Regions from separate parts of the Homo sapiens genome. Here region 2 is linked to region 1. A link is a contact called in ENCODE Hi-C or POLR2A ChIA-PET data. All regions are on one chromosome and are shown on one strand. The core of a region is the stretch at or near the end of the contact, and the rest is flanking DNA. Distances in the headings are between cores, read along the strand shown.

What was found. Hi-C counts contacts between places; a loop is a spot of excess contacts on that map. ChIA-PET counts read pairs that join two places held with the same protein, here RNA polymerase II (POLR2A).
Region 2: a map of IMR-90 shows a loop between it and region 1 (2.2-fold over the local background). The contact joins the enhancer-like site here to the promoter of PLAA in region 1. A Hi-C loop is called at or near these places in 1 of 168 maps with a recorded cell type or tissue (IMR-90). POLR2A ChIA-PET finds 5 or more read pairs at or near these places in 1 of 52 experiments (OCI-LY7).

Annotation. Positions count from the first base shown.
Region 1 is chr9:26,945,835-26,948,569 of GRCh38, forward strand. It overlaps PLAA (phospholipase A2 activating protein), which reads right to left and starts at 1,408. Exons shown (of 14, transcript NM_001031689.3): 1 at 1,063-1,408. The coding sequence starts at 1,211. It also overlaps a transcript of IFT74 not described here. RefSeq lists enhancers at 483-1,158, 902-1,161, 1,159-1,832, 1,422-1,731.
Region 2 is chr9:27,086,141-27,088,840 of GRCh38, forward strand. No RefSeq gene overlaps it. Among named protein-coding and RNA genes, the nearest start is that of TEK, 22 kb to the right of the region's middle. Within about 2 kb of position 1,276, at least 2 of the 41 ENCODE cell types and tissues checked have a DNase peak (open chromatin) inside an H3K27ac peak, as active enhancers do; they include IMR-90, where a contact is called at or near this core.

The DNA.
Region 1 (2,735 bases), core at 158-2,657:
CTCATGCTTCAAATGTCAACTTTAAACAAACAACTCCTCAGAGAGGCTTCCTTTAATATATCTCTCCACCTAATTAACTGTATGTTTTCTTCACATGCCAGTTTTTAATTATTTATTGGCTTGTTTTTTAATCTATCTTCCCCATCAGACTGTAAGAAAGCTCCAGAAACACTGGCAACTTGTCTGTCTTTATTCCTCTCCAGTATCCCAAACAAAGAGGAGGCACTCAACAGTTATCAACTGAATTTATGGATGGTGACTCAAATTCTAAAATCTCTAGCAGTGGGAGACCTACTAAATAACAAAATAACTAACCTCAATTTTTCTTTCTCTGAACTGCAATCTGTCTTCTAGGTCTTAAATATCCTGTTACAACCAGCCAAATCAGGGCTGAACCCGTGAACTCGATCAGGACTGATTCCTAACCTTTTTCTTCTTTTTTTTTTTGGTTCGTGAACCCTTCTGATAAATCCTTTGAAGGCAATGGATGCTGCTTCTCCTCAAGAAACAGCACATGCACAGAAACAAAACATCCGAGAGGTTTCACTCCCTCAGGACCAGCACAGACCACAGACTAAAATTCTAACCTGGACGAAAAGAGGATTCACCAGTGCAATTTTTGAGAACTAAAGTCTTCAAAAATTAAATTTTACAGAAGACTACAGAGCATCTTCTTCGAAAAAAAAAAAAAAAGAGGACATTTCAGATGCCTTCAAACTACCTCACTTCGGAGGGTGCAACTGCAATCAGTAAATTTTCAAGTCTAAAAGAAACTTGGGAGATCATCGTCCAAAAACTGAAGGCCCAAAAGGTAGGAGACTCGTCTGTGGTCAAGTTAGCACAACAAGGCAGGTCTTTGGTCCCCCAACCCTGTGCTCTTTCCACTTAAATCCCGATGGTTTCTTACAGAGTTCTAATAGTCTGAGAATTGGAAGGGAGCGGAGAGCAGAGGGAAGGCTGGGGGGAGAGAGAGACGGCAGGACTGACAGGGAAGGGTCACTCTCCTTCCACTCTCCGGGAAGCGTGCAACACAGCCGGGGCAACCCGACTCCCAGCGCTCACCTGTCTGGGGCCCAGAGGCGGGTGGTGCGGTCTCGGGACACGGACACAAAGGCTCCCGGCGGATAGGCGCAGCACACCAGGCCCCGTACGTCCAGCTCGTGGCCCCGGAGCGAGCAGCTCAGCCGGTACCTGGTTGCGCCGCTCGTCATGGCCAGTGTCTGTCTGGCGCCCGGTGCCCAGGCACTGTGCGAGACCAGTCCGCAGGGGCGACTCGGAGAGCGCCGGGCCGCGGCGGGAGAAGAGCCTGCAGGTAAGGGGCGGCCGGAGACCGGAAGAGCCCGAGAGCCGGTACGGAAGGGCGGCTGGGAAGGGGCGCGCCGAGCGGGCCGAGTGACACAGCAAGCCTGACAGGCACTCCGGAATTCATCATCGGCCTCAGCCCTCCATGACGCAGAGTGTGTGCGTCCCAACCGCCGACGCCGATGCGGAGCTGAGCTGGCTTTCCTCCAGGGCTCTGGACTCCCTGCTGAGCAAGAGAGAAAGAGGCCCGCCCTTCCACCAGGACGCCTGACCCTGGGGTCCTTCCCAAACCCGGGTCTCTTCCGACTCCGGGCCCAACAGTTTGTGGTAAATCGGGAAGCGGGCCGGGACTACAATTCCCATAATGCCGCGCCAGCTGGCGTGGACATCCGGCGCGCCGAATCCGGATATTTTAAACCTGAGTCTTTCGCGCTGGGCATGGCGGAATGGCTGAGTGAGGTTGTTTGGTGTCTACTGTTAGGTCATCCTCACTGCTTTTCCCTGAGAATCTCGAGGTTTTTGCAAGTTAACCTTGTTTTTCAATTAAAACGAGAAAGCTTGAGGCCAAATTGGGAACTATTAATCATTGAACTATTCCTCCGTTTCAAGTTATCTGAATCTCCTACTCTCTGTTGTCAAATTTAGCAAATACGGTGGTCCAAGTCAATTTTTTAAAGGTATAACTACTTTTCTCTGGCGGCTTGTTAAAATGTAGATTCTGATTCAGTAGGTCTGAGTTAGAGCTGAGATACGTATTTTTAACAACCCCGCCGCCCACCCACCCGTGGTGCTACTTGCTAGTCATTATCAGACCTTATTGAGTGCCAGGGTAAACATGACCTGTCTCCTTACTTTGTTTTCTTCCCATCCGCTATTCTCTCGCATCCAACTACACTTTTCCACAAACCTTTCTAAATTGCTAAGCCCAATTCACACTTTTCTGACTTCTCCCTTCCTAAAACTCCTACTCTAGGTTTGGAATCACTTTTCCCCTGGTTTGGGAGATCATTCTTGAAATGCTGACTTTTGATACTTCTTTGCTATCATATCCCCTCCCTGGGTGGATTATTTACTACTTGGCTTATTTCTAGAGCTGTATTCCCATATTGTCTTCTCCAAACTCTAGATCTGTATTTCTAGCTATCTGTTAGAAATCTGTACCAATTAGTCCTACTTAAATTATTTCAACATTTCTCTGGCCTTTCTACCCCTTCTCTCCAGCCAATCCTACACATTAAAATATAATTATCTTTCTGAAATATACACTTAATTGTTTTTTCTCTGTTTGACAACCTGTGATGGCTTTCCATTATTTTTTTTTTTTTTTTTTTTTTTTTTTTTTTTTTTTTTTTGAGACGGAGTGTCGCTCTGCTGCCAGGCTGAGTGCAGTGGCGCGATCTCGGCTCACTGCAACCCTCGCCTCCCGGGTTCAA
Region 2 (2,700 bases), core at 26-2,525, 140 kb after region 1:
AAAATGCAAAAATTAGCCAGGCATGGTGGCGGGCACCTGTAATCCCAGCTACTCAGGAGGCTGAGGCAGGAGAATCGCTTGAACCCAGGAGGCAGAGGTTGCAGTGAGCCGAGATCATGCCATTGCACTCCAGCTTGGGTGACAGCGGGAGACTCCGTCTCAAACAAACAAACAAAACAACAACAACAACAACCAAAAAAAAGGCAAAAAAAAAAATTGGCTAAAAGGAAACTGTTCAAAATGCAAAAGACTTAAAACTGTGAAACCTCTAGCCTGCAGATCAACAGGAAAAAATCTGATTAGTCCATGGCCAAATGAACCAATTTAAAAGACACCATGAAAATGAAATTTGAAACAAAGTACCTATGAAATTTCAAATTATTTAAAGAACAAAACTATCCCATATGTTTCATTAAACATGAAAATACATTTTTAAACATAAATCTAAGTGTTATTAGCTTTCTTTCTCAACACATCGAGAAACTTAGGCAATGAGAATATTATCTGAGTTTCTTATCAGTTGTATTTTCTTATTTCTTGAATCACAACTATCCTTAAGATGAGAGCATCCTGGAAAATATTTATTTTTCTAAGACATTTGTCATCTTTTTAAAGGACTGCAGAAACTCAATTTTATTTTTTTAAAAAAACACTAACTCAAATTAAGTGGGCAATGTGTTCATGAAAAGGAAGAGAGATTCTGCCCCAATTCCTGGGGAAAGTCAGGGGCAGGACACAGAATATTCTTTTACAGTAACATTGGGATTGTCTTTTCTCATCAGCTCTAGGTTTAGACAAGCAGTGGGCCTGGTCTTTATGAGGTTTCCACTGAAATGAAGACAAGTGGGTGAAGGTAGAGACCAGGCATATCTTCCAGCGTGGGAGTGACTAAGAAGTGCCATATGTCTTCTTTTCAGCCTAAACCTTCAAAGAAGCAAATGATTACAGGGTAATTTAAACTATCAAGCTAAGAAAATGCACACACACATAATACCTAACTGTCAAAGGGCCGATTCACAACTTGGTCACTTAACTGAAGGAGAAAAGGAATGTTTGGAATTAGAATAAACAGACGCATATACAAACAGTTTATTATTTCTGCCAGAACTCTAAGTGGTTTCCCCATAATTTGGAGAATCTTCTGAGAAGGGTGCTCTGGAAATCCAAAGCTTATCTAGCAGAAACTCAAATTCAACACAAACCAAATAGATTCATCTTCCTCCGTAACCTACTCCTCTGCTTTTGACTTCTGTTTCTGCGTGACAGAGCCTGGTATCTGCGTTCTATTTATATTATATATTGTTATTCTGTGTTCCCAGAGAAACTGGAATGCAAAAACCTGACTGCATTTGCTCTTTAATAAAAACTATGGGCCGGGTGCAGTGACTCATGTCTGTAATCCCAGCACTTTGGGAGGCAGAGGAGGGCGGATCGCTTGAGCCCAGGAGTTTGAGACCAGTCTGGGTAATGTGGTGAAACCTTGTCTCTACAAAAATTACAAAAATCAGCCAGAGCGTGGTGGCGTGCACCTCTAGTCCCAGCTCCTCAGGAGGCTGAGGTAGGAAGATTGCTTGAGCCCAGGAGGTGGAGTTTGCAGCGAGCCGAGATCGTGCCACTGCACTCCAGCCTGGGCAACAGAGCTAGACCCTGTCTCAAAACCAAAACAACAACCACAACAACAACAACAAACCTATGTAATATAAGTTCTCCAGACTTCATTCCTCATTTGTAAATGAGGAATCAAACCTTGTAGGTAGAAAGAATAAAGAACATGGAAACCAGAAATATCTGTTCACACCCAAGTCTGCCATTTACCATGTGTATTGCCCTGGGAAATGTTAAGGGTCTCCTAGTTCTTACATTCTTTGACTTAATTATTTATCTGATGATGTTTCCATATTTGTTATTATATTGAAGAAAGTTAAATATTAACAAGACCCATAACATTAGTAGACATTGATTGCAGAGCCTCTACATATTGTGGGGAAACAAAGTTAGAGTTGAAAGGCTCCTAGGAAAGTGTTTTAATCCACTTCACTCTACACAGCCATGTTCTTGCCCACTCATGACTTTGCCTGTAGCTGCCTCCACCTCAACTTTCTCCCTCCCATCCATTTATTTATAGTCTATCCATACTTCAAAGCCCAACTCAAATATTTTCCCCTCACTGAAACCTCTTATGAAAATTTCAGTGAACATTGAACAATAACTGAACTTTCTAAATAAGTAATATTTAAATTCATTATGTATTTCCATGCTCAGCGATGTATAAAATATTTTTTTTTTTGAGATGGAGTCTCGCTCTGTCGCCCAGGCTGGAGTGCGGTGGTGCAATCTCAGCTCGCTGCAAGCTCTGCCTCCTGGGTTCATGCCATTCTCCTGCCTCAGCCTCCCGAGTAGCTGGGACTACAGGTGCCCACCATTACACCCAGCTAATTTTTTGTATTTTTAGTAGAGATGGGGGTTTCACCATGTTAGCCAGGATAGTCTCGATCTCCTGACCTCGTGATCTGTCCACCTTGGCCTCCCAAAGTGCTGGGATTACAGGCGTGAGCCACTGTGCCCGGCCTTATGATATACTTTTTGTTTCATATGCATGACTTGTGTTTAAATTACTCATTGTTTTATTCATTTCCAGTAAACACTCACTGAAAATCTACCACATATTCTGTGATCTTGGACATTATTTATGTAATTTTT